Regions from separate parts of the Homo sapiens genome. Here all the other regions are linked to region 2. The links are chromatin loops, found by intact Hi-C in ENCODE. Cell type or tissue: IMR-90. All regions are shown on one strand.

What was found. A loop is a pair of places that touch in the nucleus more often than their neighbours do. Peaks named below come from ENCODE experiments on the same cell type or tissue, not always from the same donor. Only the 100,000 strongest peaks of a DNase experiment are listed, where the experiment ranks them.
Region 1: it touches region 2 in a loop (5-fold over the local background); 23 of 110 quality-filtered maps call a loop at or near these places.
Region 3: it touches region 2 in a loop (4-fold over the local background); 3 of 110 quality-filtered maps call a loop at or near these places.
Region 4: it touches region 2 in a loop (10-fold over the local background); 15 of 110 quality-filtered maps call a loop at or near these places.
Region 5: a loop joins it to region 2, with 4 times the contacts of the local background. A loop is called at or near these places in 23 of 110 quality-filtered maps.
Region 6: it touches region 2 in a loop (5-fold over the local background); 12 of 110 quality-filtered maps call a loop at or near these places.

The regions. Positions count from the first base shown.
Region 1 is chr13:107,647,704-107,652,703 of GRCh38, forward strand. All of the region lies in intron 1 of NALF1 (NALCN channel auxiliary factor 1), which reads right to left. Among named protein-coding and RNA genes, the nearest start is that of MIR1267, 120 kb to the left of the region's middle. In IMR-90, a CTCF peak has its summit at 2,596 (motif pointing left); a DNase peak (open chromatin) is centred at 2,618.
Region 2 is chr13:107,371,245-107,376,244 of GRCh38, forward strand. The region is part of intron 1 of NALF1 (NALCN channel auxiliary factor 1); the gene reads right to left. Among named protein-coding and RNA genes, the nearest start is that of SNORD31B, 53 kb to the left of the region's middle. In IMR-90, a CTCF peak has its summit at 2,441 (motif pointing right); DNase peaks (open chromatin) are centred at 2,527 and 2,987; H3K27ac peaks cover 1,104 bases.
Region 3 is chr13:107,449,204-107,454,203 of GRCh38, forward strand. The region is part of intron 1 of NALF1 (NALCN channel auxiliary factor 1); the gene reads right to left. Among named protein-coding and RNA genes, the nearest start is that of MIR1267, 80 kb to the right of the region's middle. In IMR-90, no CTCF peak of the experiment used is centred here; a DNase peak (open chromatin) is centred at 1,908; H3K27ac peaks cover 1,733 bases.
Region 4 is chr13:108,153,388-108,158,387 of GRCh38, forward strand. No RefSeq gene overlaps it. Among named protein-coding and RNA genes, the nearest start is that of LIG4, 60 kb to the right of the region's middle. In IMR-90, a CTCF peak has its summit at 2,299 (motif pointing left); no DNase peak of the experiment used is centred here.
Region 5 is chr13:107,640,951-107,645,950 of GRCh38, forward strand. All of the region lies in intron 1 of NALF1 (NALCN channel auxiliary factor 1), which reads right to left. Among named protein-coding and RNA genes, the nearest start is that of MIR1267, 110 kb to the left of the region's middle. In IMR-90, no CTCF peak of the experiment used is centred here; no DNase peak of the experiment used is centred here.
Region 6 is chr13:107,208,185-107,213,184 of GRCh38, forward strand. NALF1 (NALCN channel auxiliary factor 1) reads right to left here. Exons shown (of 3, transcript NM_001080396.3): 2 at 2,400-2,571. Among named protein-coding and RNA genes, the nearest start is that of SNORD31B, 110 kb to the right of the region's middle. In IMR-90, a CTCF peak has its summit at 3,007 (motif pointing right); DNase peaks (open chromatin) are centred at 1,837 and 3,057.

The sequences.
Region 1 (5,000 bases), 280 kb after region 2:
GGAGAAAAATGTAAAAAGGAATTACTTTAAATATAATTAAGGAATATTTATATTATGGGTGTATAGTAAACATTACATAATGCAAACAACTGAGTTAAATATTACATTTTCCAAATTTTAAGCCATTGAGCTTCTTCACATATTTGAAATGGGGGAATATATGTTATTTCAAAACTGATCTACCTAGGCATTTATTTTTTAAAACTGAGCTTAACAAATTTTAAAAAGCTACCCTAATTTTTACCTGAAGATTATAGAAAAGAGTAATTTGTTTCAAAATTATGTGTATTACAAAAAGCTACAAATGATAAAAACAAGTAGTATTGTTTTTTAATCAATGAGTTACATTTTACAGATTTCAGTATACAGAAAAATTGGGCAGAGTATACAGACAGTCCCATATGTCACCCCCCATACACATCTCCCTTGTTGTCATCTCACTACATTTGTTACAACCGATGAATCAATATTGACAGATTATGATTAACTGAATTCCCTCATTCACATTAGGGTTCACTCTTTGCATTGTGCAGTTCTATGGGTTTTGACAAATGCCCATCGTCATGGGTCCACCATTACAGTATCATACAGAATAATTTCACTGTCATAAACATCCTTTGTGCTCCACCTGTCAATCCCTCTTCTCCCTCCAAATCCACGATAACCACTGATTTGTTTACTCTCTATACTGCTGCCTTTTCCAGAAAGTCAGGTAGTTGTAATCATGCAGTACATAGCCATTTCAGATTGGCTTCTTTCACTTAGCCATATGCATTTAATGTTTATCTGTGTCTTTTCGCAGCTTGATAACTCATTTCTTTTGAGCCCTAAATAATATTCCATTGTATAGATATACAAAAGTTTGTTTATTCATTCACCTATTGTAGGACATCTTGGTTGCTTCCAAGTTTTAGCAAATATAAATAAGCCTGCTATAACACCCACATGCAGGTTTTTGTGTGAGTATAAATTTTTAATTTATTTGAGAACATACCAAGAAGACTGATTGCTAGTTAATATGGTAAAAATGTTTAGTTGTGTATGAAACTCTCAAATCATATTTCAAAATAGCTGAACCATTTTGCATTCTCCCTAGCAGTGAATAAGAGTCCCTGTTTATTCACATCCTTGCCAGCATTTGCTGTTGTCATTGTTTCCAATCTTAGGCATACTAATAGGTGTGTGGTGGTATCTCATTATCGTTTTAATTTATGTTTCCCTACAACATGCAATGTTGAGTATCTTTTCATCTGCTTATTTGTCATCTTAATATTTTCTTTGGTGAGGAGTCTTTTCAGACCTTTTGCCCATTTTTAAATTTGTACTGTTTGTCTTTGTTGTTGAGTTTTAAGAGCTCTTTTTACATTTTGGATAAAAGTCCCTTATCAGACATATGTTTTGTAAATATTTCCCCCAACCTATGTTTTATTTCTTCATTCTCTTAACAGCACAGTTTTTAAATGTTAAATAAATAGTATACCACCAGTTATACTATTAACTAACTTTGTTACTTTCCTTTTCATCCCACCATGTGGGAACTGTCAATCTTCACTGTTTATGCAGATATGCAGATTCTCATACACAGATTTTTACATCTTGAGTCATACCTCTGTAGATTAAAACATCAAGAAGCATATGAATATGGAATTCAGCAAGAGCTGTATTCTGTTTGGTTTTCAATGCTATGTGATAAAATTTATATAATCTTTTTTTAAGATGTACTGGCTATGCAGTTGTGTTTTCTCCAGTTATATTTTATTTTGTTTAAAATGATTGAATCAGATATTTTCTTTGCCACACATGTACAATTAAGTCCTGGGTTGTAGAGTTAATTATTTCATATAAATTACCTTTCATGAGAGGCATATTTAGTGAATGCTACATATACTTACCTTTATTCAATCCTCTTTATGTGCAAATAAAGGTTTTCAAGTAAGTGGTAAGTTGAACAGTCACAGAAAATAAAAACAGTGTATCCTGGAAAATTATTTTTTAAATGTCATGGCCACCTTGAATGATAATTAAAAGGAAAGCTACAATATAACTGAGATAGTACAGGGTATTCAACTTTGTATATAAGAGACTTTCTGTCTTTTAGGAAACTATATTTTGTGGTGTGCTGTGTCCTGCAGTCTATACCAAAAAAGGTGACCCTAACTAAGCATCGTGATTCAAATACAGGTTAGGCCCTGGCCCCTACCCGTCAGCTTGCCATCCAAAATGATAATGCTACATGGACTGTTATCAATACTTGTAAGTTACTTTGGCCAATAAATTATAGAACTTAAAGAACTACAGATTTTAAAAAATACTTGAAAAGGCACTCTGGATTTTAAGCAGATTAAATTTGCCCTGCTGATTCTCCCATTTTCAAAATGAGTATTTTAAAAGTTGCCTGTTAAGTCAAAGATCGGAGTTTTTGTCCCTGGTGGCATATCCTACACTGTCATTAATGATATAGTTTCGATTTATCTGATAAGGTAAAGTCATTACAGATGCCCCCCAAGTCGATAGTGCCTGTCTAGGAAGGTCACCTGACAGAACCAGGGTACCCCTGGCCACCCGGACCTGGCCTGAAGGGGGCGAGCGATGAGGCTGCGCCACCTAGTGGCTGCGACTTCGAGTCTCCTCTAGCAAAATCAGATGTTCTTGGCCAACGTTGCCATTTGAACGGTAATCTCTGCAACCATTAAAAAAAAAAAAAAGGAACAAATTAACAGCATTTGCAGTGACCTGGATGAGACTGGAGACTATTATTCTAAGTGAAGTAACTCGGGAAGGGAAAACCAAACATCGTATGTTCTCACTGATAGGTGGGAGCTAAGTTAGGAGGACACAAAGGCATAAGAATGATACAATGGGCTTTGGTGACTTGGGGAGAAGAAGAGAGGGGAAAGGGAAAAAAACTGCAAATATGGTGTGGTGTATACTGCCCGGGTGATGGGTACACCAAAATCTCACAAATTACTACTAAAGAACTTACTCGTGTAACCAAATGCTACCTGTACCCCAATAACTTATGAAAAAATAAAAATAAAAAATAAAGAAAGAGATCATGTCTTTTGCCAGAATATGAATGGAGCTGGAGACTATTTCATCCTTAGCAAACTAACACAGGAACAGAAAACCAAATATATCATGCCTCACTTGTAAGTGGGGGCTAAATGATAACAGCTTATGAACACAGAGAAGGAAATAAGAGACACTGGCGTCTACTTGACGGGGGAGGGTGGGAGGAGGGAGAGGAGCAGAAAAGATAACTACTAGATACTGGGCTTAGTACCTGGGTGATAAAATAATCTGTACAACAAACCCCTGTGACATGTGTTTACCTATGTAACAAACCTGCACATGCACCCTCAAACCTTAAACAAAGGTTAAAAAAATAAAGAATTATAAATTCATTGCTTTATTTGATTTGTTTAATGATGAGATAAAAGGAAAATGAGTTACTGTGCCTGCTTCATATGTGGAGAGAGAGTAAGACCTTGCTGAGAGCCACATGGTACATAACCTCTGGCCTTTGACATTTAGTCCCGGGCTGTTTCTGTTCTGTATTCTTTACTTGCACGGAGCAATAGTCAGGAAGCAATGACCATAGGTCATGCCAGGGATGCTTTAAAACTCTGTGCTTTTCTAATTACACAACGTCGAAATGTCAGGCCACAAAACTCAATTTTTTGTTACCTTATTTGAATAAATATCTGAGATTTTCATCAGTATTTTGATGTCCTAGAGACTTGAGTTGCCTCTTTTTGTGAGGGTTGGGAGTTCTCTGAAATAAGCAAAACTATGTTTGAAAGTATTAAGATCATAATGCTGTTGCAATAATGAAAACCTCTACTGATACATGTATTAAATGAATATTTTAAAACTAGCCTGTTCCACAGGATGGAGTATTAATTAGTTTTGAAATGGAGCAGACATTTCAGCTTACTTAACTCTTCTCAGCAAATAAAACTGATGTCCCACCCACACCTTCACCTTCCAGGACTTCCCGCTGTCTCTGAACTCAGCTTGTTATGTGAGGTTCCTAAGGAACCATTCCACAAAACTGTTTGCAATATACACTTGAGGATTACTACAGTTCAAGTATTGAGATCTAGTCTAATTAAAATAAGACATCAGAATAGAGGGAAGGATGGAAAGAAGTAAGGAGGCATCTTACTCTCTGATGTTCAGTTCTTCAACCAGGACTCTAGAGACTGCTCTTTGCGAATATATCAAAGCTAATTTTAAACTTGAAAGTTTTCCATTTTAATGAATGTGAGATCATAAACTAGAAGACTTAAAAAATCTTTATAGATATAAACATGTTTAACTCTATAAATAACTTTATTATGCTTTGCTGAAGAAAATACTTATGATGCAGAACTGACTTCAATTTCTAGCTTTAGCACTAAAAAAAGACGGAGTACTCTTCTGTTACTTGGACTGGGACTTTGGACAATTCACTTAAGCTTTTGGTCCACAGTTTAATCAATGCAATGGGGAGATTGGATTACCTAAGGATTTAACTCTGTCCCATTTAAATTTCTGTGATTCTGAGTTGTGTGCAATTACACTGCTCTATTTGTCATTCTGGCCTTTGTTATTAAGATTGTTTAAAAGGTCATTATGTGCTTAATGACTTTTAACATATTTAAATGTTATTATTAGAGAAATAGTTATGGTTCTTCAAAGTTGAAGATAACTAAATATAATATTGTTTTAAATTTTAAGCTTTCTTTAACATATACACAATACATAGCCAAAGTCCCTTCTCCTATGAAATTCAACATATTTACAACTTTTGGAAATTCATGATTGGACATCTTTGAGTGGCATTATTTTGCACACAGAAGTCAGCCTCCCTAGCCCCAAAGGATGGTGCCCATCCCACATGTAAAATGAATCCAATCCCATCCTAATATCCCCCAAATCTCAAACCATTACAGCATGAACTCAAAATCCTAAGACTCGTCAGCTCAGAACTCCCAAATTTCATCATCTAACTCATT
Region 2 (5,000 bases):
GGGACCAATACAGACAACACAGGGAAACCCTGTCTCTACAAAAAATTGAAAAATTAGCCAGGCATGATGGTGCATGCCTGTAGTCCCAGCTACTCGGGAGACGGAGGTAGAAGGATCGCTTGAGCCCAGGAAGTGGAGGCTGCAGTGACTGTGACTGCAACACTGCACTTCAGCCTATGTAAGAGAGTGAGACCCTGTCTAAAAAATAAAAATAAAATAAATAAATAAATAAATAGTTTCAAGATATCATCACAGTGAAAACCCCAAATATAAAACAGCAAAGGTGGTACTTCATTAGACTAAACTTTTTCTTAAGAGTCTCCTTAAACCTTTTGTTATGATAAAGTCAACTAACCACAACAAAGAGACTCTTTCAACAAAGATGTCTTTTTTAAAATTAGTCAATTAGTAGTTATCATTGAGGTTGCTATTTTACACAGGTCTTAGCATCTAACTTATTTTCTGGTGGTTGTACAGACCTTGAGAAGTCGAGATCAAAAAGATTAGTAATTAACCTCCCAAAATCAGCTATTCTTTATTCAGGTAGAAATGGCAAAAGTTAAACTTGCAGCATCAGTCAAGGGAAAAGTCATAACTGATGTGTTAACATTTTATTACAGTTTTAGAAATGTCTAAACATATCTTTTGAAATAAAAATTTAATCAAGCTTTTCCAGACTTCCCCATCCCAGAATCGTATATACATTGACAATAAGAGAGTAAGAAGGCTGCTCAGATCTCTCCCACCCCGAAGAGGCCGTGATTCTGTGTATTTATTCTTTGAGCTGAATAGGGCACTGTTTTGTGAACTCCTGCCTTGGAGCGCAGCAAGATGCAGAGAGGTCTCCTCATAGCCTGCACAGCCGCAGAACAGGAAAGGTGTTGAAGGAAAAAAAATCATTACGAGATGAACTAAAGTCCCTGTTTCTTTCGTCTTTCAGACTCACACAATTTCTTCCAATATTCATGTTTAAACAATGTACATGGAATTCAAAAAACATTAAAATTTCTTTTGGATCAAGTCCTTCTGACAATACTGTGATGTCTGTGATTTCTATTTTAGATACCCTTCAGGGTAAGATATGCCATGCCTCTATTGCAACAATTAAAACTTCTATGGGACAAATGACATGCCAGCCATGAATATTGCAGGCACAGAGAAATATAAATTATAATTTGCGTATAACCACATCATTTTACTCTCATAGTCCACAACTATTCACAGTATGCCTATTCATTGAAAGGCACTATACTCATTTGCAAATTAAGTTCTGCCCTCTAGGCATTTGAAATATAGCAGAGAATAAATATTTAATGAAATTTCAACAACAAAATAAATAGTATAGTATCATAAAAGATAGTCATACAAACTTGATTTCAAACAATAGCTCTTAGAGATGGAGTAAATCAATGAAGATCTTCAATTAGATAAGATAATAGAAAACATTTGGTGATAGATCAATGCTTTAAAAATGTGTTCTACAGAATACCTACCAATCTGTTATCAAACATGCTTGAAAAGTTGCAATAATGTATCATCATGAAGGTTTAGATATCAAAGGTCCCAAGAAACTCTTAAGAAAATCTTTAAACACTCATTTAGCTCAGCATTTCCCAAATACATGTAACTATTAATCTAACTCTCTTTTTCCTAGTAATACCAATTACTGGGATAGCAAATACAACTGAATCGGACCCTAAATTTTCTACTGCTAGCATCTGTTAATGAGGTCATTTAATCTCTCTGAACCTTTCTTTCTCTATCTGTAAACTGGGGATGATAATAATACAGGCTCTGATCCCTTTGGGATTAGTTCATGTAATTATGTGAGTTACATAATCATGACATGAGCAATTATGCATCATATAAGGTATACAGAGCATCTAACAGAGAACAAGGTTCTTACTAGCACCTCACTAAATGTTGGGTCCCTGTTCTCTCTTCCTTTCATTCTTCATTAAGGAAGAATAGACCTAACAGGAACGTCATATTTTAAAGATCACAAATGAAAAGTAGATGTGAGACTAGCACCAGGTTCTCTTGATAACCAGCTCAAAATTCTCTGGAGATCGAAGATTTTGAATACCAGATGTTGAGACCTGGAGAAGGAGAGTAGACCCAAGAAAGGTGAAAGACCTAACATGGAATGGATCAGAGTAAATGAACTGACTGAGTTTCCAGTGTTTTAGTGTCTCAGTGACTTAACATTTCAGTGAGAGCTGGGATTCCGATCCCAGTCCCTGGGATCACTTTGCCTTGCTCTGTCCCTCCTACAGCAGATGCAAGGTGGAGCCCAAAAGGGGCCACAGCCAATGGGTCCAGCTGTATTCCTAAACAGACTGAATAAAAAGGGCTCTACACATTTCCAGGGCTACTCCATCTGATTGCAAAAGATACTCAGCACTCACGCCTTTCTAAGCATCAACCTGGTCTCTGAAATAGCCACAAGAGGGCAACACTATCATCTCTTTCTTTTTCTTTTCTTTCTTTCCTTTTTGTTTTCGTTTTTTTTGGGACCATGAGATTTAGTCTGACTCACCACACAAAAAGCACATGTTTCAATGTATAAAGGCCAAATAAATCTGGCCGAGCATGGGAGAAGGTCAAGATTACTCATCAAAAGAATCTACCTTCTTTAGAGCAAGTTACATTCATTGAAAAAATTATGAGACTGCCCATGGTGATCAATAGTTTTAACATACTTAATATCCCTTAAAATGGAACATAGTTTTTCCTATTGCCAAAGCAAAAATAAAAACATTTGGGACGTTTTCTTTGTAATGAAAATTATTGATTTATTAAAATATTCACTTCTCTGAATTTTCCAATGATTCCTTCATTAGCATGTTTTCCATGTTATTTTATAATTATAAAGGATGCATATTGTAACATCCATCAGTGTCGTTTTCTCTGTCTACTTTCCTACGCAAGTACTTCTCTGCTGTAGTCAACCTGGACCAGTCACCATCCCACAAACACATCATTCTCCCCAGCATAGCTTGCTTACATCATCCCTCTAAGGTATGTGAGGAAATTCTGTCTAAAACATTCACCATCAGGAGCAGGGAACTATTTTCAGAGAAGAATTTATCTGCTCTCATTCAGCACATGACTTCAGTGGACCCTTTTTATTGGGTTAACTTCCCATCCAATAGGAGATCAATAAGTAGATCCTCTATCAAATTCTAAAATATAATTTATTTCTCAATGTTTCAGATTTTATATTACAAGCTAAGCTGTATAAAATAACTTATTATTGATATTAAGCAGCTTTCCCTTGAAAAGACACATTTTATAATCAACATGGTATTGCTCACAGATATTCTGAATGAGACGCTAAGACTTACCCTTGTCTTTTGGACCTAGAGGCTGAGGCTGTGCCGTAGTTTCACTAGCAATACCACGATGATTATAATCCCCAGAGCAACAGTGTTGGGAGGCGGGTTGTAATGGCAGGTGTTTAGGTCATGAGGCCAGAGTCCTCATGAATGGATTAATGTCATTATCATGGAAGTGGGTTTGTTATGAAGGTGAGTTTGGGCCCCTCTTGAACTCTCTCACTCTCTCTCCCATGTTATGCTTTCCACCATGTTAAGATGCAGCAAGAAGGCTCTGACCAGATGTGGGTTTCTCAGTCGTGGACTTCCTTGCCTCCAGAGCTGTAAGTCAAATAAATTTCTGCTCATTATAAATTACCCAGTCTGTGCTATTCTCTTAGAGCAGCACAAAACAGACTAAGAGAGTATCCTCCACTGGTTTAAAAAATTAACCTTAATATAGCTTCTAACTGTATAAACTGCTCAATTATATTTTCCCTAGTTTTATAGAAAAAGAAGTATTACATAAATTCAGTTGCATTAATTTGAATAGGATAAGTATAACACATTTAAAATTTTAGCAACTATTATCCAAAGAATAAAAATAAGTAAAAGCAAATAAATGTCTTCGGCTGTGATACCATGTGTGTATGTGCATATGTATTATGTGTTTAGCTTTCAAGTATGTGGTTTCAAAATCAACAATTCTTTCCTGCCTAATCATATTCAATAAACATATGAAAGCTTCATTTGACATTTTCTATTTGAACACTAATGAAGACAAATTGAAAGCTATTTTAATATTTTTTCATGTTCTCGAAGAGACTCTGGAAAATACTTGGTCACATTCTACAGAAATATTTTTTATAAAAAATGTATATTAAACAAGCAAAGTCATTCCAGAAAGTATCTATCATGTAAATAATTAGGAAATGTCTCATTTTTGTGCTTTGCTCAATTTCAGTTATGATTAACTGCTGCTCCGTGTAATAATATATTGCATATTTTCCATCAATTGAAAAAAAAATGGAATAATAGGTATATAAGGAAATTGACTTAAGCTTTGATTTTGAATTATCAGTTTAATTTCTAATAATATGAGAATGCTATAAAGAAAAGAGCCAATAGAACAAAAAAGTAACTCTAAGTTTGAAGAAAGTATCAACACAGGATATTATCCTCTCATCCTGATAAACTATCACAGTAAAAAGAAAAGAATGTTCTAGAGAGGATTCAGAGAGAATTTACCCAACCTGGGTAGGGAGTAGTATTGGGAAACAAGGAAATAAATGTGAAAGCCAGCCTCCAAAGTGACCTGATGCCCCCTCCCGATAGTCATGTTCTTATAAAGCAACCTGCTATACACACACACACACACACACATACACACACACACAGAATGATGAATGGGGCCACCAATGGGATACTACAGAATGGTGTTTTGAGACTCTGAGGCTAGATCATGAAGAATTTTGTGGCTTTATTCTTGCTCTCTCTGAATTGCTCATTTGGAAGCCAGACCTCATCATTTGGACAATCAAGCAGCCCTTGGAGAGGCCCAGATGGGAAGGAAATAAGGCCTCCTGCCAACAACATCAGAACTTTGCGCGCCCTTTCCTGCCATCCAACCCCACAGCTCCAATCAACCCTTCAAGTGACTGCAGTCCAACATCTTGCCCTAAT
Region 3 (5,000 bases), 78 kb after region 2:
ATTGCACTCCAGCCTGGGCAACAGGGTGAGACTCTGTCTCAAAAAAAGAATAAAAAAAAAAGAACATCACACGGGTGCAGTGTGCAAGACCCAGGGGATGTCTTGGGTGGAGTGTGAAACTGGAACAAGAAGAACAGGTTGAGAGACTTCCTGAAAATCAAAAGTAGGAAGGATGACTGACCTAGATTATTGACAATGGAAACATAAAGAAAGAAATGGATGAAAAAGGAAGAGGTAAAATTGCAAAGGGTGTATTTGGACGACAAAAGAGATTAAAAAGAATAAAAGTGAGGCGTTTCAAGCAAGAAGTCTGGTAAAATATAGCATGCCTTTTAAAAAAGAAGTCTAGGAAGATAATGCACAAGCGGATATGTAGAAGTCGGTAAAGAGAAATTTTATTTTGAATCTATTGTGAAGATCTTGGGGAACCTGGAGGTTAAGACATCAATCTGGCCTTGGAGTTCAGAAGAGAAATTGGTCTAGAAATGTAGGCTAGGCAGCAAAGTTGCATTAAATAATAATAGCCAATTTTCGCACGGCACTTAGTATGTGTTGGAGGCTATTCTCGGTCCTTTAAATATAGCACATAATTTGATTGGTGCAATAACCTGAAGTAGATGTTATCAACATCATTCCAAATTTACAGTTAAGGAAACAGAGTCACACAGAGCTGGATGCCATGCCTAGAATTCCACAGCTAGTAAGTAGGCAGAGGAGGCTGTCTCCATGAACACACTCTCATTTGCTAGGGTACTCTGGCCAGAGTTGGCATCAGCAATTTTCTTCAAAGTGTTTGTGCAGGAAGAGGTGGGGGTGGATAAACGGGTGATATATATAAGGCCAAGAGATTAAATAATGACATAAATCATGGCAGGCCTTCTATCATCTGTCCCCTCTGGAGGCCAAGCTAAGTGATTCCTTCCAGTTAGTGCTTTGTATAGAAGACAGGACTAAGGGCTGGCCTAAGGGAGAGATGAAAACACAGGGGAAGAGTGGCCAGAAGCTAGACCAAGAACACCCATATTTGAAGGACTGAGGAAAACAAAAGGGAGGAATTGAGAAAGATAGAAAAGGAGTCACCAAGAAGAATGTGGGAAAACAAGAAAGTGCCCATCATAGAGCCACGGGGACTGGGGGCCTTGGGGAGAAGGTGGCTTTTGTGGCCAGCATGGGAGGGAGTGGTCAGGGCTGAAAAGACAAGCCAACACAAGCCTGTGGGAGATCTGGTGAGTGTGAAGGCTGAGATGTGAATAGAGCTGTTTTTGCAGTGGGGTTCAAGAAAACCAACTGCAGGAGGATGAAGCGCAGGAATAAGATGTGAAAAGGGAAGCATTAAGTTTAGGCTGCTTCCTGGAGTACTTCCAAGTGTGAGAATGCTTAGGAGACAGAAGAGTTTTTGATGCAGGGAGAGGGGAATCAAGGGCGAGAAAGGCTGCAATGTGCAAGGCTTCTTGGGGATGCCATGGGTGAATCCCCAGCGTCTGTGGCCGGAACTGGTTTAAAATGGAGAAATGAAGTGGGGCTGGTCGTTGGAGAGGAGTCCTCATTATTGCCAACCTCATTAGACAACACTAATAGTTATAAACAGATAATTTGCAAGAAGACGAAAGAATCCAAATTCATGTTGCCAATACTAAATATTTAACTAATGGAAAATATAGGCTTTGAATTGGCTGTGAAAACCTCAAATGACGAGTTAAATTTTAAATACTTTGTGCCCTGGAGATGATGTTTCCATCCCTGATTTTCCCAGATGGGGTGTGAGTCACAGCACAGGAAATAACACTGGATTTCACATTATTTTGCTTATACAAAGGATGTGAACCTTCTGAAACCAGCCGCCCTGTAGATGAAATAAAAACCCAAAGGGAGGCAATTAGGATGACTGTGCTCCACTGAGTCGACCCCACGTGTCCAGCAAAAGCCGGGTCAGAGCTCTGTGGCAGGAAACCAGGGATGGTGAGAATCTGCCAGCGCGGCCACAAGCGGAAATGTTTGCTTCTCCCCACGCCAGGAGGCAGATGCCAGATAGAAAGACCCGCCAGTAAGATTCATAACTGTGGAGACTTGAGCGTGGTGAGAGGATGATCTAGCATGGCTGTGAAGCAGTCAGGTTTTCCTGATTCCCCCTCCTATTTATTTCATCTTCTTTTGAGGCACATGTGCTAAATTAGACGGATTTAAACCTTTATAATAAAACATTGTGTCCTGGTCATTTGTGGGTTATAGTTCTCAGAACAAACAGCAGTTATGGAGTCGTGAGTGTGTGGATAAAGAGTGTTAGCCATACACGCTTATGAAATAACAGGGCACCGTGTGATGTTAAAGATAGCTAGGATAAGCAGCATGTCTGAATACATGCTCCAGGTATTTCAGCTCCTTTCTCTTCCATCAGCATTTTTATTCTCTTTCCTCTTCACTGGTTCTCTCACTTGTGCTGTATACTCGAACAGATTTCCCTTTCCCAGAAAAACATTATGCTTCTGTTCACATTTCTGCTCAGTTTCTTTAACTCTCAAACTTCTTAATACATTGCACATCGCTCTATCCAATTTTGCACCCTCTTTGTCTATCCCTCCTCTCTAAGTGACATCTCTGATACTTCTGCTCTACTAAGACCAGACTATCAAAGGTCGATAATAACGTTACTGGCCAAACCTAGTGGATTCTCTTCTTTCTTACTGTGGAGATGCAAATCCCAGAAAGAGGGTATGTGTTTCCCAAAGTAATTCACCCCATCTGCAGGACCTCTGTTTTACTGGTGTCCCTGGTTTCATACTGATTTTTTTTCTCTCCCTCTCTTATCCATCTATCCATATCTAGCTCTCTGTCCTTTCTATCATGTGTCTATCCATATAGTGTATTTCTTTGACCTCACTGAGGCTTCTTCCTCCTCTGCTCCCTCCTCCTTCCACTTTTATGGATGGGTGTTTCCTAGCTCAGCTCTTTGTGCTTAGCCCAGGATGCCTCAACAATCTCTTCCTCCTGCCCATATCTTACTCTAAAATGTAAAACCCTGGTGATCCATAGGCACATGGCCTTACGTGTGTTATTAGTCCATTTTCATACTGCTATAAAGAACTGCCCAAGACTAGGTAATTTATAAAGGAAAGAGGTTTAATTAACTCACAGTTCAGCATGACTGGGGAGGCCTCAGGAAACTTAAAATCATGGTGAAAAGTGAAAATAAAGCAAGGCATCTTCTTCACAAGGTGGCAGGAAGGAGAAGGGCCAAGTGAATGGGCAAAATCACCTTATAAAACCATCAGATCTCATGAGAACTCACTCACTATCATGAGAACAGCATGAAGGTAACCATCTTCATGATTAAATTACCTCCACCTGGTCTCTACCTGGACATGTGAGGATTATCGGGATTACAATTCAAGATGAGACTTGGGCGCAGACACAAAGCCTAACCACATAATTCTGCCACTGGCCCCTCCAAAATCTCATGTCCCTTTCACATTTCAAAACCAATCATGCCTTCCCAACTGTCCCCCAAATTCTTAATTCATTCTAGCATTAATCCAAAAGTCCAACTTTAAAGTCTCTTCTGAGACCATAAGCCTTCTGCCTATGAGCCTGTAAAATTAAAAGCAAGTTAGTTTCTTCCTAGATACAAAGGGGGTAAAGGCCTTAGATAAATACACCCATTCCAAATGAGAGACATTGGCCAAAACAAAGAAGCTACAGGCCCCATGCAAGTCTGAAATCCAATAGGGCAGTAATGAAATCTTAAAGCTCCGAAATAATCTCCTTTGACTCCATGTCTCATATCTAGGTCAGGCTGATGCAAGAGGTGGGCTCCCACAACCTTGGACAGCTCCACTCCTTTGGCTTTGCATGGTACAACCCCACTCCTGGCTGCTTTCATGGCTGGCATTGAGTGTCTGCGGCTTTTCCAGGCACACAGTCCAATCTGTCAGTGAATCTACCATTCTGGGGTATGCAGCATGGTGGCCCTCTTTTCACAGTTCTACTAGGTCCCTAGTAGAGACCCTCTGTGGGAACTACAACCCCCCATATCCCTTCTTTACTTCCCTAGCAGAGGTTCTCCATGAGGGCTCCGCCCCTTCAATACATCTCTGCCTGGACATCCAAGCATTTCCCTATATCCCTGGAAATCTAGGCAGAGGTTCCCAAACCTCAATTATTGTCTTCTGCACACCCACAGGGCTAACACCACATGGAAGCCATCAAGGCATGAGGTTTACAACCTCTGAAGCCATGGCCTGAGTTGTATCTTGGTCCCTTTTAGCCACAGCTGGAGCAGCTAGGACACAGGGCATCAAGTCCCAAGGATGCACATAGCAAGGGGCCCCTAGGCCTGGCCCACAGAACCATTTTTTCTTCCTAGGCCTCCAGGCCTGTGATGGGACAGGCTACCATGAAGACTTCTGACATGCCCTGGAGACATTTTCCCCATTGTCTTGATATTTAACATTTAGCTCTCTGTTACTTATGCAAATTTCTGCAGCCAGCTTGGATTTCTCCTAAGGAAACAAGTTTTTCTTTTCTACCACATCATCAGGCTGCAAATTTACCAAACTTTTATGTTCTGCTCCCCTGTTAAACATAAGTTCCAATTCCAAACCCTCTCTTTGTGAATGCATAAAACTTAATGCTTTTAGGAGCACCCAAGTCAGCTCTTGAATGCTTTGCTGCTTAGGAATTTCTCTCACAAGATACCCTAAATCATCTTTCTCAAGTTCAAATTTCCTCGGATCTCTAGAACAAGGGCAAAATGCCACCAGTCTCCTTGCTATAGCATAGCAAGAGTCACCTTTAGTTCCTAACAAGTTCCTTACCTCCATCACAGACCACCTCAGCCTGAAATTCATTGTCCATTTCACTATCAGCTTTTTGGTCAAAGCCATTCAACAAGTTTCTAGGAAGTTTCAAACTTTCCCACATTTTCCTGTTTTCTTCTGAGCTTTCCAACTATTCCAGCACCTGCCTGATTCCCAGTTCCAAAGTCACTTCCACATTTTCGGGTA
Region 4 (5,000 bases), 780 kb after region 2:
CTCCTGCAAGTCCTAGCTGGACTTGCACAAATTAAACTTTTTCTTTACTGCAATGCCATGGCCTCAGTGAATTGGCTTTGCCTTGCAGTGTGCAGGAAGAACCTGCAGACAATTACAACAACAAGAAGACATTTTAGTATCTCTTCAAGTGTAGCTGCTCTGAGGACTAGCATGTCAAAATGGATGGTACCTTATTATATATCACTTTCCAACTTTTCCTTCAATATACAGTTAAGGCACTCATACTGATTTTTAAAAGTTATATATGTAGGCAGTTCATATTATCTTTAAATTTCATTCCACAGATGACAGAAAGCACGTTTTATTATTGGCTGGGTGTGGTGGCTCACGCCTGTAATCTCAACACTTTGGGAGGCCAAAGTGGGTGGATCACCAGGTCAAGAGATCGAGACCATCCAGGCCAACATAGTGAAGCCCTGTCTTTACTAAAAATACAAAAATTAGCCAGGCGTGGTGGCAGGCCCCTGTAATCCCAGCTACTTGGGAGGCTGAGGCAGGAGAATCGCATGAACCCAGGAGGCAGAAGTTGCAGTGAGCCGAGATCGCGCCACTGCACTCCAGCCTGGCGACAGAGTGAGACTTTATCTCAAAAAATAAAATAAAATAAAATATTTATTATTAACAGGGAGCATTGAGTCTGCCAAGATTAAGAGCCAACTGTTCTGGGTGAGAGGATTTGGGCCTTACTCTCTATTATTTACTGTTCCTACCTTCCTCCTGAAGCTCATTTAATAGATAGTTTCTCCTGAGCTCACTGATCTTCCTACCTGTGCTACATATGGACAGATCTCCTATGCTTGAGTGTGCTTTAATTTTTCTTCTAGTCTATAGGTAAGAAAGGGGACTACCTCTTGGTCTTGAGAGTGGCCTGCAGAGCATATCTGAGCTTATTCTTTATTTTGTAAACTGTGAATTTTATCACCTTGCTATTCTTTTCATATATCGTGCAGCTGTTTACTCTCTCTCCAAAGTTAGGAAAAGAATCTCTGCTTGATTTTCACTTATCCAGCCTCCCTGTTGGCCCACAGCTGCTAAAAAACAAGGTGAGTGGTGCTTAAGTTCAGGCTTGATAAACCACAACTGAGCTGGACTTTGCACCACTTCACCCTCTACAGCAGTCACTGAATTCCTGCTGGGAGGAAAGTACTATGTGAAGTATTAGTAGATAAGGCTGGGAGGTGCAGAAAGTTAACTCATATGTGGCCTCACCTCTCAAAGGAATTTATAATCTAGCTGGGAAAAAAATGTTACGCCACAGAGTTAACAATGCAAGAGAAGGCTTTGTTGCACTGGTTTTAAAACCTATGCTGTTATTTATACAAGACCCTCAGACACTCTCCTGCCCCTATGTCCCTGCCCTCACATGCTGCTTTTCCTTTGGTCAATATTGACATTAGTCCAGTGACCAATATTGAAAGGGGACAGGGAGAGATGAGCTGCCTCCAGGTTTAGAAAACAAGATAAACAAATACGAAGAAGGAACTGAAGTAAGAACTGTATTCAGAGAATAGCAAGTACTTCAGGGTGAGAATAAAGTTGCAGGGAGAGAGGACACTGGGAGATTTGTCAGTAAATACATTTTAAAAATGGAAGAAAAGGCAATCTTTAAATGTCTTTACTCCTCCTAATGTTCACACAAAGAAAAAAGTATGAGTATGAATATTCCGTAAACTCTAACATCTTCCCCAGTAGTGGGGTTCTGTTATTTAGTCACAGTGCAGATCCAGCTAAGAGGAGGCAATCAGCTTGAAGTTAGATAGAGCCCGTGGAACTCAGGGACACAATAAAGATAGTTTTGAATTAAGTTTAACATTCAGGTCTCTTTTCTAAAAACTAGTATTTTTCCTAATACTTTTAATTTTAATCCCTTACATTTCCAACAGTTAAGCAACACTAGAACCAGACTGTCTGGTTTCAACTCCCACCTACTTCACCTAGTAGCTGTGAAAACCCGGGCAAAGTCCCTGCCTCAATTTTCTTGTCTGTAAAATGGGCACAGTCATAATATCAACACAAAGCGTGCTGTGCGCAATGATATGTATTAGGTACTTAGAATGGAAGTATGGAATTAGTCCTCAGTAAAAGTCCTATCGTTATGACTTAGTGCCCTATATTATCCCCATTCTGAAAAGTTATTTTATCTTTAACATAGATATACATTTCCTTTTACATTAAAGAGTGGAAAAACTCAGTCACATGAAAAAAGAGAGCGCAGCCTTGGCACAGATTTTTTTTTTAAGTGGCAATTCTGTGCTTTCGTGATACATGCTGCCACCTGCTGGACCCATCAGGAATTGTTCCCATCGCGGGATGTGATTAACATTGCTGTGTTGTTTGACATAATTTTATATTTACGCAAAATAAAGAAAGCTAAATATATTATTCAAATCGTTCAAAGAATAGCCATCTGAGCAATTTCTGTCACTAGGTGGCACTATTAATAACTGCATGTGATCTTAAGACCCTTGGAAAAGCTACATAGTCGGCTGCAAGACCCCAGTGTGATGAGGAGCTTCACGGCTTTTAGGATAATGACCATAGACACTCGCTTAGTTACAAATCCACACTTCAGGGGGCATCATAATGAAACTAGAATGTGAAATAAACGCAGCATTTAAAAGATCGGTTTTCTTTTAAATTAAAAGGAATTTAAATTATTGATATCGTAAACCATTTCTTATTTAGAAAGGCTTTAGTATAAAATTTTTAAAAATGAATAAAAGAGTAGCTGACACTGAGATTTTAAAAATTAATAATCTCAGAATACTAAGGAAAAATATAAAATGTATTTTAAAAATCTTTCATTAGTTCGCCTTAGTTATCAGACTTATGTTTCAGAGTGTGGGATTCTATAGTGGGAGACATGTTTTTGTTAGATAATATTTCTAAGCTTGGATCCAAAGTCAGAGATAAAAATGCATATGACAGCTCAGAAGATAATGTGGTCGAATTTTATAAAAGATGCATAGAAGACGTAACTCTGCGTGATTTAAGAGTACTTAACTCCAAATAGGATCTTAGGACATACGAGATCTCTCATAAGATGAGTACTTAAAGACGTTGAAGTGCCCGTCCCCTGAAGGGGGAAAATCACGAGTGGTGGGGGTTAGGACACATTTATAAGTGTCATTTATGACAGTGATTAGCTCAAATCTCTTAATAACCACTAGATTACTAAATGCTGGACTCTGTCTGGAAGGAACACTAGGCCAAGAACACCAGATGGGAAAATATGGAGTTCCCTCTAGTTGTAGTGTTAAAGCGTTGTGTGTCTGAGCACACTTCAGCCCCACTGAGGGACTGCGCTGCATCAGGCTCATGTACTGAGTGTCAAGGACCCCACTGAGAGTGATATGAAAGCTACAAAGCTCTTTCCGGAAGAATCCTGATATCCATCACACACACGCACACACACACATGCACTCACACTCACACACACAGTCACATACACACACAGACCCACTCACACACACACTGAAACACACTGTCTCAGACACAGACACACACACATACACACACAGACCCCCCCCACACACACACACATACACACTGACACGGTCACATACACACACAGACCCACTCACACTTACAGACTCATACACATACACATACACGCACACATTTACGTACACAGGCACACTCACACAAACACACTAACACTCACACACAGAGACCTACTCACACATACTCACACACACATTCTCACACACTCACACACATGCACACACACACCCACCATTACCAGAGCCCTGAATCTCTTTCTTGGGCCCCTTTAAGGTAAACAATCCATGAACCATATCACATCTACAGAACTTTCAAATGCTGAAGTTCAAGTGGTAAATTCAGTCTTAAGAAAAAAAATCATGAAGGAATTTGGGAATCAATTAATTATACATTATTTCAAAAATGTTAAGAAAATGAACCCAGGTCATAGTTAATACATGCTTATTAATGCACTTAAGAGTCTCAAGATATGACTTCCGGTTAACTATCTGAATTTATTCTTCTTTGAGCTAGGGAATGAATTCTTCAAAAACAGTTTTAAAATTTCTGTCTTATATATTACAGAATATTCTAACCTAAGACTAGTCTAAAGTGCCATTACTCATAAAAAAGAGAATTTATTTGTATTTTCTACATGCAATATAATCACTATAGAATATTATTTTAACATTTGCTTTTTAAACTATTGTCAAATTTATGTATATGATATAATATTCATTTTTGGATATAAGTAGAAATCTAAATCAATCCAATAATCAATCATTTTGGCTATTTATCAAGTCTTGAAATCTAAGCAGAGAAGTATAGAATTTATTTTATAAGTGTTAGGAAAATGCAGAGAAATATCATGAAAAATAAATATTTAGGGTGATTTATCTGGTAGTGATATGCAAACTGCCAACTGCCCGTGAGGCACTTTTAAAACCCTGGCTTTACTAACGCAGGAACGGAAAACCGAATACCACATGTTCTTACTTATAAGTGGGAGTTAAATAATGCAAACTCATGGACACATAGAGGGAAACAACACACAGTGGGGTCTAATGGAGGGTGGAGGGTGAGAAGAGGGAGAGGATCAAGACAACTAATGGATACTAGGTTTAATACCCGGGTGATGAAATAGTCTGTACAACAAAACCCCATGACACACGTTTATGTATGTAACAAACCTGCACATGTACCCGTGAACTTAAAATAAAAGTTTTAAATAAATAAATAAATACCTGGTGTATTAGTTCTCACGCTGCTATGAAGAAATGCCCAGACTGTGTAATTTATAAAGGAAAGAGGTTTAATTGACTCACAGTTCCACGTGGCTCGGGAGGCCTCAGGAAACTTACAGTCATGGCAGGAGGGGAAGCAAACACGTCCCTCTTCACATGATGGCAGGAAGAAGTGCAGAGTGAAGGCTGGGGAAAGCCCCTTATAAAACCATCAGCTCTTGTGAGAACTCACTCATTATCATGAGAACAGCA
Region 5 (5,000 bases), 270 kb after region 2:
GAAATCAGTATGTCAGAGATGTCTGCACTCCCAATAGCCAAAATATGAAATCAACCTATGTCCATCAATGGATAAATGGATAACTAAAATATGGTATTGACACACAATGAAATATCTACTTGGTTATAAATAAATGAAATCATCTTATTTACAGCAACATGGATGCAACTGGAGGTGATTATGTTAAGTGAACTATTTTAAGAACACAAAGATAAAAATCTCATGTTCCCACTCATATGTGGAAGCTAAAAAAGTAGATCTCATGGAGGAAGAGGATAGAGTGGTGGCTCCCAGAGGCTAGGAAGGGTCAGATGGAGGAGGATGAAGACAAATCGTTAATGGGTATGAAAATACCATTCGATACAAGGAGTAAGTTCTAGTATTCAACAGCACAGTAGAGAGACAACAGTTTGCAATAATTTGTTGCTTATTTCAAAATAGCTAAAGGTTAAGAATTTGAATGTTCCCAACCCAAAAAAAGATAATTGAGGTGATGGATAAGTCCACTATCATTATTTAATAATTACACATTGTATGCATTTATCAAAATATCACTTGTGCCACTATTATACATTCATTTAAAAAAATAAACATGAGTCATAATTTTAGTTGGAAAAAACAAATAGAGATTTGGAGATAAAAATAATAGTAACATCAATAATAGCAACAATGGGCAAAAATGATGGCTTAGTTACCACCATAGGCAAGATATTACTATTGTAAGGCCTTGAATTGAATAGTCGGAGTCTCTAAGTCTCAATTTGACAGGTTCCTGGATGGCAGATCTTGTATCAGGCCTCACAACCTGAACCGTGGCTGGGGGCCAACTCAGCAGGAGCAAGCGAGATCAAGAATCTAGGGGGATTTATGAACCAGGTTTCAACACCACATGGTACTTCTCAAGCGTTTCTGTATATTACAACCCCCTGGAAAACTTCAGCAAACCCCAAACCCAAATCTCATACCACACCCATTAAATCCAGATATCTCAGGGATGAGATTTGGCATCGGTAGCTTCTATATATAGCTTTCCAGGTGACTGCAATGTGCAGTGAAGAATGACAAACCCAGTGCTGAGACCAGGTAAGGTCCTCAGACCAGCAGCATCAACTGGCCTGGGAGCACGTTGGAAAGGCAGCATCTCCCCGACCCACTGGATTAGAATCTGTATCTTAATACAATCCCCAGGCAATTTTTATGCACAGTAAAAGCTGAGACGCTCTGCTTCCAACAACTATGAAAGGTAGGAGGAAGTAGTTGCCATAATTCATGGAATTACATTTTCACTAAAAGTGAAGGCAGAGTTTCACTTATTTATTTCTCTATTATTCAGTTAACTGAGCTAAAATATTGGCTATGCCCACACAATAAGAATATATCTGAATTGAAGTCAGCATTTATCCATGCATCCAACAAACGTTTAAGTCAATGCCATGCATCTGGCACTATATAAGGCATTATAGAATTTTGGTTTCCAATGAATAAAAAAATAGACATCATATGCCCAGCATATAAGATGTTAATCATTGCATACATTGCATGTTGCTGAGCTGAAATGGTCTATTTTGTTTATTCACAACAATCAATTCTTGATATTTAGCTATGTCAACATATAGCTCCTGAAAATATCACTAGGATTCATCTTAGTCAAATTTCTATTTATCTATTTCAGAAATGTGTAGTTTTTGTGGAAGGACAGACACCAGCACATCACAGAGGGATACATACATAGGTAAAAAGATCACAAAGACCCACGTTAGATGATAATGGGGAAAGGAAAGAGAGTTGAGCATACAGTCAGTGCCTAACACTTAACATAGCTATAGCACATTGTTTATCGTGAACAAATGCCTTAATCATTCTCCTTATGTTGTATGTGCTCATGCCAGAACCCCTTTTAACTTCACTTAAAGAGCTGGCTATTGTGTTCTGCTCTTAAATTGGCTGTTTCAGGAAAAGGAGCTGATGCAGAAGCATCGCATTGGAGTTTCTGCCTTGCCCTAATTTCCACATGGATGAGGGTCACAGCACATGCAGGCAGATGGCACATATCATGGAATAAGACAGCATCCCACACAGCTGACTGTTGGCTGAAGAGCAGGCGTATGTCATCAGGTTTCGCAGTTCATTCTCCGTTAGGGGCACCCAGCCAAAGCACACTGGGAAATGCATTCACCCATCCAGACAGAGTCCGCCATGGGTTATGGTCTTCACTTAATTCCCAAGAAGATGTTTATGGCCTGGTGATGATTGTACTCAAGAACACAGTGATGTTATACTTAAGTTACAAACACAAATGCTTTTGCTAAAATGATTATTTCCATTGATGAGGTGGCTAACTGAATGAAATTAGAGATAAGAAATAATAGACTTAAGGTATTAGTATAACCAAAGAAGAATGTGTCAGCGAGGAGGGCTAGCAACCATAGTTTAATAAACTCTTCCCATTCAAAACTGGAATATGACACAGTTATTTATAATTATGGTTTCAAAGATGTGTAAGTTACAGGAAGGGCTTCCAAATAGAGATAAGAAAAACTCAGGACATAGAAATGTAAATACAGTATAATTTCCATATACAGTGTATTTGGTGGGGGGGGGGTGAAACGAAATGACAATTTAAAATATGAAATCGTTTTATTTGGATCAAAGGGAACAAATAAAGGGGGAGGATTATTAGAAAAATAAGCAATTTTATTTTCTTAATGGTTTTTTAGTTTTCGAGTCTTTACATGTTACTTTTTATGATGAGAAAAAATACATTTTCAATTTTGAAAGTGGAGAAGGTTTGCTGAACCACAGAGGAAGTAGTACCATGCCTAATGCCAAAAATCATTTGACTCAAACTAAATCCCTTTGTGCATCCCCTTCTGATAATTCACTTCCTGTGCAGCCTCAAGGGAGATCCAGGTGGGTCAGAGCTTGGTCTGCCCATCAGCTAGATTTTCCATTGAGAGAGAGAAGTTGAGAGTCAGGAGACTGAAACTCCTCCTGCCACTGAGTTTCAGATGATTTTTTTTTTTTTTTTTGCCAAAATTTTTTATTTGAGCACATGCAAATTTCTGAAGAATTACAAATGTGTAATTTATTTACATGACTTATTTTTGACAGATATTTATTTTTAAGTAGAAAAATCACAAGTCTATATATGGATGAGGATAATTTATAAACCTAATACCATAAAATTTACGTCTTCAGAAATACTCATCTCAAGAATATCTCTTTAAAAATACATGTAACATTTTAATACAGAATAAAATACAGAACGCCAAGGTGAATTTTTAATGATAGGTTTACACAGTTGTGTGATAGCTTCTGTTGACATAAGGTTTACACAGTTGTGTGATAGCTTCTGTTGACACAGGAAACACTACTACATACTCAGAAACATACGTCTATTACTTCCCATTTTCACAATAGCAACCAGGTTTAATATTATTTCCCCTGTTTACAGACACGGAAACTCAGGTTAAAAAAAAAAAAAATCTATCCAGTGCTAAGTAGCCAATAAATGGCAAAGACTGAACTTGAACCCATATCTAATTAACTTTAAATCATGTGCATTTTCTACTCAACCACTCTCCACTTGGCTACTTAATGCATTCTTCTAGTTAATTTTAGCATCACAGGACAGAAAAAAATACCTTTAAAAAAGACATTTAGAGTGTGTGTGTGTATACATACATACATACATACATATATATATATATATATATGCTTTCACTTAAGTTGCAAATCATAGCATGCTCCAGTAGTATAAGGAAACTGTTCATAGGTCTAAAACATGGTCTTAAACATATTTTTAAGTGTTAATGTTTAAAGTAACTCTTTAACCGTACAGAAAGAAAAGTGAACACACCTCTGGAACCACCACCCAGATCAGTGATGATCCTTGCCTCATACTGCTGTACAGCAAAAATAATCACTGCCGTAGATGTGTTTTGGCTGTCTTTTGATCTTTATACACACAGAATCATATATTTTATTTTCTACTGTGTCTATCTTCTTGCTATTTTGTGTATTAAGAGGTCATCCAATTGCTTTGCTTTATCTTATTGTATAAATGTACTACAATTTATTTGGTATTGCCACCACTGATGAGCATTTAGAGTTTCCAGTTTTAGACTATTATAAATAATGCTGCTATAAATACATGTGAGCATTTTCATTAATGTACCTAGGAGTCAAGTTGCTGAGTCTTAAGGATGTATATATTTGGCTTTAATAGGCACTGCCAAACTGTTCTTCAAAGTGATTGCTGACAACACCACAAGCAGTTACAGTTGCTCCACATCCTCACCAACACTTAGTATTGTCCTTTTCATTTTAACCAATCTGAAGGATATAGAAGTATCAAAGTGTTTTTCAGTGTGCATGTTTTTGATGACCCTGGTAGCCAGAATAATGTCCCCACCTTCAAAGATGTTCACCTTTTCATCCCCAGAATCTGTGAAGATTTTATCCAATTTGGTACTAATTGCCAAATGGAATGCTGTTACTATTTATATGTTTTACTGATTTTAATCAGTTTAACTCACCCAATTGTTTTGGGTTTAGGTATGCTATATTAGTATTTACAACCTGTTTATCCTATCCACTTAATACAATTTTTATCTCTTTTCTTGTCCTGTTTTGACAACAGAGAGCCTGGGTAGTTTTCTACAAATTCTCCTCTGCAAGTTATGAACTCAAATTTCTCTGTCTCTACCACCATGCAAATACTGGGAGACAAAAAAAAAAAAAAAAAAAAAAAAATCCCTGTTTTACTCTCCAGCTGTTCTGTGCCTGGTTTCTTAGACTTCTGCCCTGAGCAGCTTAATCAGCAAATAACTGAAGGCAAAACCGGCACCATGTATTGACTTTATTTCCTTGTGCTTTTCTCCTCTCTGGGATTTTAATTTCTCATTCCCGAGTATCATAGCAAAATTCAATTCCAGGTTTTTGCTCCCAAACTCCAAGAGGTTGCAGTAAGTTCAGATGCTCGTTCTGACTCTTGGTAG
Region 6 (5,000 bases), 160 kb before region 2:
AACCCAACTGAAAGTGACATAAGAACTACTGTTCTTAGGTTTCCAAATGTTCAGTGATGAGATTATCCTAGGGGGCCTCTCACGGAGATGGCACTTTTCTCTGGATCTGATAAATCTCTCTTTTCCTGCCACTTTTCCTTAATGACGTAGCTATGTCTATGAAGAAGCTGTTTTTACCAAACTCGAAAACAATTAAAACTGCAGACTGGATTCTCTGCCCATGTTGTGAAGTGAGAGATTTAATTCTACCCTGGCATTCTGAATGTGTATGGAGGAAGTGGGTGAACATTCAAACATATATTTCAGATTCACAAATACAGATACATGTAGGAAAAAGAAGATAAACGCAAACACCTCGCCCTTCATTTGGGTTTTTTGTCTACTTTGAGAACTTGGTTCAAAAACTATTGTTCTTCTCTAGGACAAAAGCCAATGTGAGTGTAAATGCATAAACACAACCTGTACATAAAAATCGAATAGCTTCTCTGAAGTCCTCATGTCACAGACACCTCATTGTCCCACAAGAAAAAAAAAATGAAGGCCTTATCTTCATGGTTATTTGTGGAATGTTGTATGCAAAATTCAATATGAATTAATAGCCTGTGTCTGGTGAATTTTGTCTCAAACTCAAAGCAAGAAGATATTGATATCCTCCTTCCCTCCTTCCCTTATTCCTTCTTTCCCTCTTCCCTCCTTCCTCCCCCTCCTCCCCCTCCAGCAGAGAGGAGCTACATAAAAAATGACTTGAGCATCAAGTCAGTAGAATAACACACAGGCCTGTGAAATCATTCTGCATTTCACTTTCTCGTGTGCAACGGCTATGGCTGGTCAATGACATAACTTGCCCTTCTCTCTTATCTGTAATCCTTGCAGCATATCCACATGGGGGAGGGTTTGGCCATTGCACTTTCTAATTTACTAGTGAAGGGGTGGTGCCTCTGAGAGAATGTACAATAGAAACAGGATGAAGGCCAATGCTCCTGACCTTCAGTCACGTGTTCTTTCCACAAGCTTGGGCAGCATAAGAAATACTAATCCAGGCTGGGCACAGTGGCTCACGCCTGTAATTCCAACACTTTTGGGAGGCCAAGGAGGGTGGATCACTTGAGGTCAGGAGTTGGAGACCAGCCTGGCCAACACGGTGAAACACCGTCTCTACTAAAAATACAAAAATTAGCCAGGTGTGGTGGTGCACGCCTGTAATCTCAGCTACTCGGGAGGCTGAGGCATGAGAATCACTTGAACCCCGGAGGCGGAGCTTAAAGTGAGCCGAGATCACACCAGCCTGGGTGACACAGAGCGAGACTCCATCTCAAAAAAAAAAAAAGAAAGAAATACTCATCCAGTTCTTAGGGCGAGCTTTGGCAGACTATCTCTTGATAGCTTATCACTTAGAACACTGTGGCTAATGAATACGTATGTAAATAAGCGATGCTGAAATAATTTGATAAATTCTCATGTTGAGCATCTTAATATGCTACTCTGTTTTAGAGGAGTTTGGCAAGTCTAATGTCAGAAGAGCATTTTCATGTGTCTCTACACATATGATGGTGTTTTATCCTTACACTTGAAAACAAAACGTGCTACAGCTTGAGCCACGTAATTCCAGGGACGCCTTATAGCATTATTGTTATAGAAGAGAATGCAGAGCCACCACTCGGATTATCACACCACCCTGGCAAAGTATCTTGTTCTCACCATTTAATTATCTTTTTATTTTTTAAAAAAAGGCTCTTGCTCTTTATATCTTATTCTGTCTAAATTATGTAATGCTTATAAATATCCAGAAAAGGAGTGCTGATATTGGTGTTTTGCCCAGTCTGACTCATTTGCTGAAAGAAGTAAACATCGTTTAATGGATAGACTTGTTGTGTGGCTCTAATAGACACACACACACACACACGTACAATTTAGGCAGATATTTTTAATGCTCTTAATACTTTTTACAGATAAAGTAACATAAAAATTCTCAGAAAATAAAATAAAAGAAAATAGGCAAGAGAACATAAACTTCTGACTAATTTGAAAAGCATTATTTCACTGGCCTTAGCACATCTCCTGTTCTTATGGAATTCAAAGGCAATGCAGGCTGAATCTAACCTATACTAGGTCACATGTAAGTATATCTAATGATTGCTAATATTTTGCCATCAGATTTCTTCTTTCACACAGTGAATAACTGTGGTCTCAGTTACAGATAGACCATGTGGTACAGAAGCTGAATCATTTCCAGACCTGTTGAGGGGAGCTTTCGGTGCTTCTATTAGTGAAAGTGCGGAAAACTACCAGCCGCATCTTCAAGGTTATATCAGTGAAAGGAAACAGCAAAGCAAACAAACATCACACAAGAAAGCAAAACCACCGGAGACTGGTGTACAGACTCCCACCCGGCACTGTACCTGTACAGATGAAACTGGAGAGGCCTCCGTAGATGACTTCATCATTGTCGGGCAATATAAATGGACACCTCGTCTGAACCTCCAAACAGTATTGCTTGCAAGGAATTGTCTTTCTGCAGTTAAACTGTGTGACTTCAAAATACTGGGAACAGAGCCAGGCTTTGTAGACAATCTGAAAAAAAGAGAAGAATGAAAAATATAGAGGCGTGACAACAGTTACAGTGATAGAGGCACTGTGAGAAGCGTGCAAGCGTGCTGTGGTTTCAAGTGGATCCTAAGAGAGCCCTCATTGTGAGAAAGCGTATTTACACAACGACAGCTGCAAGTGATAAAAACACAGCAACGAAAGTCTCCGCAATAAAAGCAAAACAGTATTTGATTGCATCCCTAATAGAATGTAAAAGGTATTTTGACCTTTAATTTTATGTGGCTTATTTGAAAATCAGTGGATTTAAGCAGGAAGTTAATTTTTCAAAATTCAGCGATATCTAAAGTAAAATAAATAATTGACTCTATTGCTCTTCTGTGCTGTAGTTACTTGCAACGTGGCTGATGAGCCAGTTCCCTCCACACGGAGTCCCACGTCTATGCCTCCATAGGACGCTAGATGGCGCGAAGCACTTTATAAAGATGGCCCAGCAGGGGTTGGGAAACTGCTGTTTAGATCTTGGACTTTGAGAGGCAGAGAACAGGCAGATATGGACATTTACATTCATGACTCACACCAAATGCATTAAAAATCTCACTGTCTGAAAGCCCAGAAACACCCGACATAGAGCAGACATCATATGCTGTGGTGTGGTTGGGAGTAGGAGGGAAGCCTCATCAGAGCCACAGCTTCAACCTTCTGGATGATGTGCAAGCCACATCAATGTTTGCTACGTATTTATGTAATTTCATCAAATGTGAAAGGACTGGGACTTCATTCATCTCTTTGTTTTGGTGGCTATTTGGGAAAACAAACATTGAAAAAATTGCCTTTTTCTGACACGAAGGAATAAGCTGATCTTAAATTCAAATACAACAATGGCAGATGTACCAATTTGCAGTACAGGTTACTGAAATTCAGTTATTCTCCAGGTCCTTGGCACTAATGGCTTTTACTTATCTATTTCTAGGGTTAATATTATCCAAGTAACATTTTGCCGGTTATATTTTACCTAGAAAAATGGAGGCGCAGCAGTTAAAGGTAGCCTAAGAGATTATAAATACCTAATAATAACAAGAATAATAGCTGGTATTTATCAACTTTATACTCTTTTCTAAGTAAGCTGTAAACTTTTTTTTCCATGTGATTCTCAGCATGCACTTTTGACCATAACTATTACTCACATTTTGAACAGGAATAATATTAAGTAATAGTACTATTAGGTAATGGAAATGGAAAATCCAGACTTCAAACCCATGTTCTGTAGGGCTCCAAAGACTGTGTTCCTAATAGTTATCCTATATTTAATCTGAAAACTACTTTTAAAGCACTTATGAAATCACAAGGGAGTTTGCAGATGAACCTAAAATCAGCATGGCCTTCCATGCCCCGGGTCAATATCTATTTGGTAGAAGGAGGATTGTATTTTTTTATTCATAACATTAGGTTGATCAAAATGACGCTTTATTCTGTGATCAAGGTGACTTGGTAGAGGTAAAATGAGATAAATATCAAAGTGAGATACACTTTTAAATGGCCAAAAGTAATTTTTCTTTGCCAGTCATCAATGGCTCACAATCACCATGTAACTTGTTAGTAAAACCTACAAATAATTAGAATTCTTATAGGTCTTTTGAATGAGTCTTCTCGTAACAGTGTACACTGAAAAACTGCACTAGAAGAAAACGTTACAATAGCCGAAGAAACCTCTAAGAATTCTTATGCCAACTGGGAAACGGAGGTGGGCTGTGGCTGTGTGCCCCAGGAGGACAGCAAGAGGCTGCCTCAGGGGGACAGGTGAAGGTGGAGGTGGTGCCGGCAGCAAGAGGCTGGAAGCACCAGCTTCAGAAGAAAAAGTGAAATGATTTCTTAACCAAACCATGGGGAAGTTGAAAACGTTTGTCAAAATGCCATAGACATTGACGTTTGTGTAATATGACATGATACGTAATATGACATGACATTTATTATGTAAACTAAGCTGTAGTATAGGAATGAGCCATGTATCCTCTGATTCCTGGGCTTAATAACCTTTCTCAGGTACTAGAGGAAGCAGGATAGGCTTATACCTGCAGTTCAAAAAATAACATTCCATTATGAGGACAGCTTGCTTTCCGCACATTTCTGGGATTCTAAAGTCTAGAGTTGCCTGTTTTTCTTTAAGGAGTGCCCTATGTAATGCCAGAAAGTGGCTCATGTTTTCATTGGCCAAATTGGGGTCCCCATTCCCACCGCTCCCTCACACGTTGCCTTTCCACCGTTATTCCAGTTAAAATGGGTTCTGAATAGGGAATCGCATCCTGCAGCCATAAAGTCTTAAGAAACAACGTCTCCTCTCTCGCAGACGGTGGGGCGTCCAGTATTGGAGTCTCTTCAGATCTAGCCATCCTCTTTGCAACCACTTTCCTCAGCATTGCCCGATGGGAACATATCCATTTTTATTCTGGCTCCTT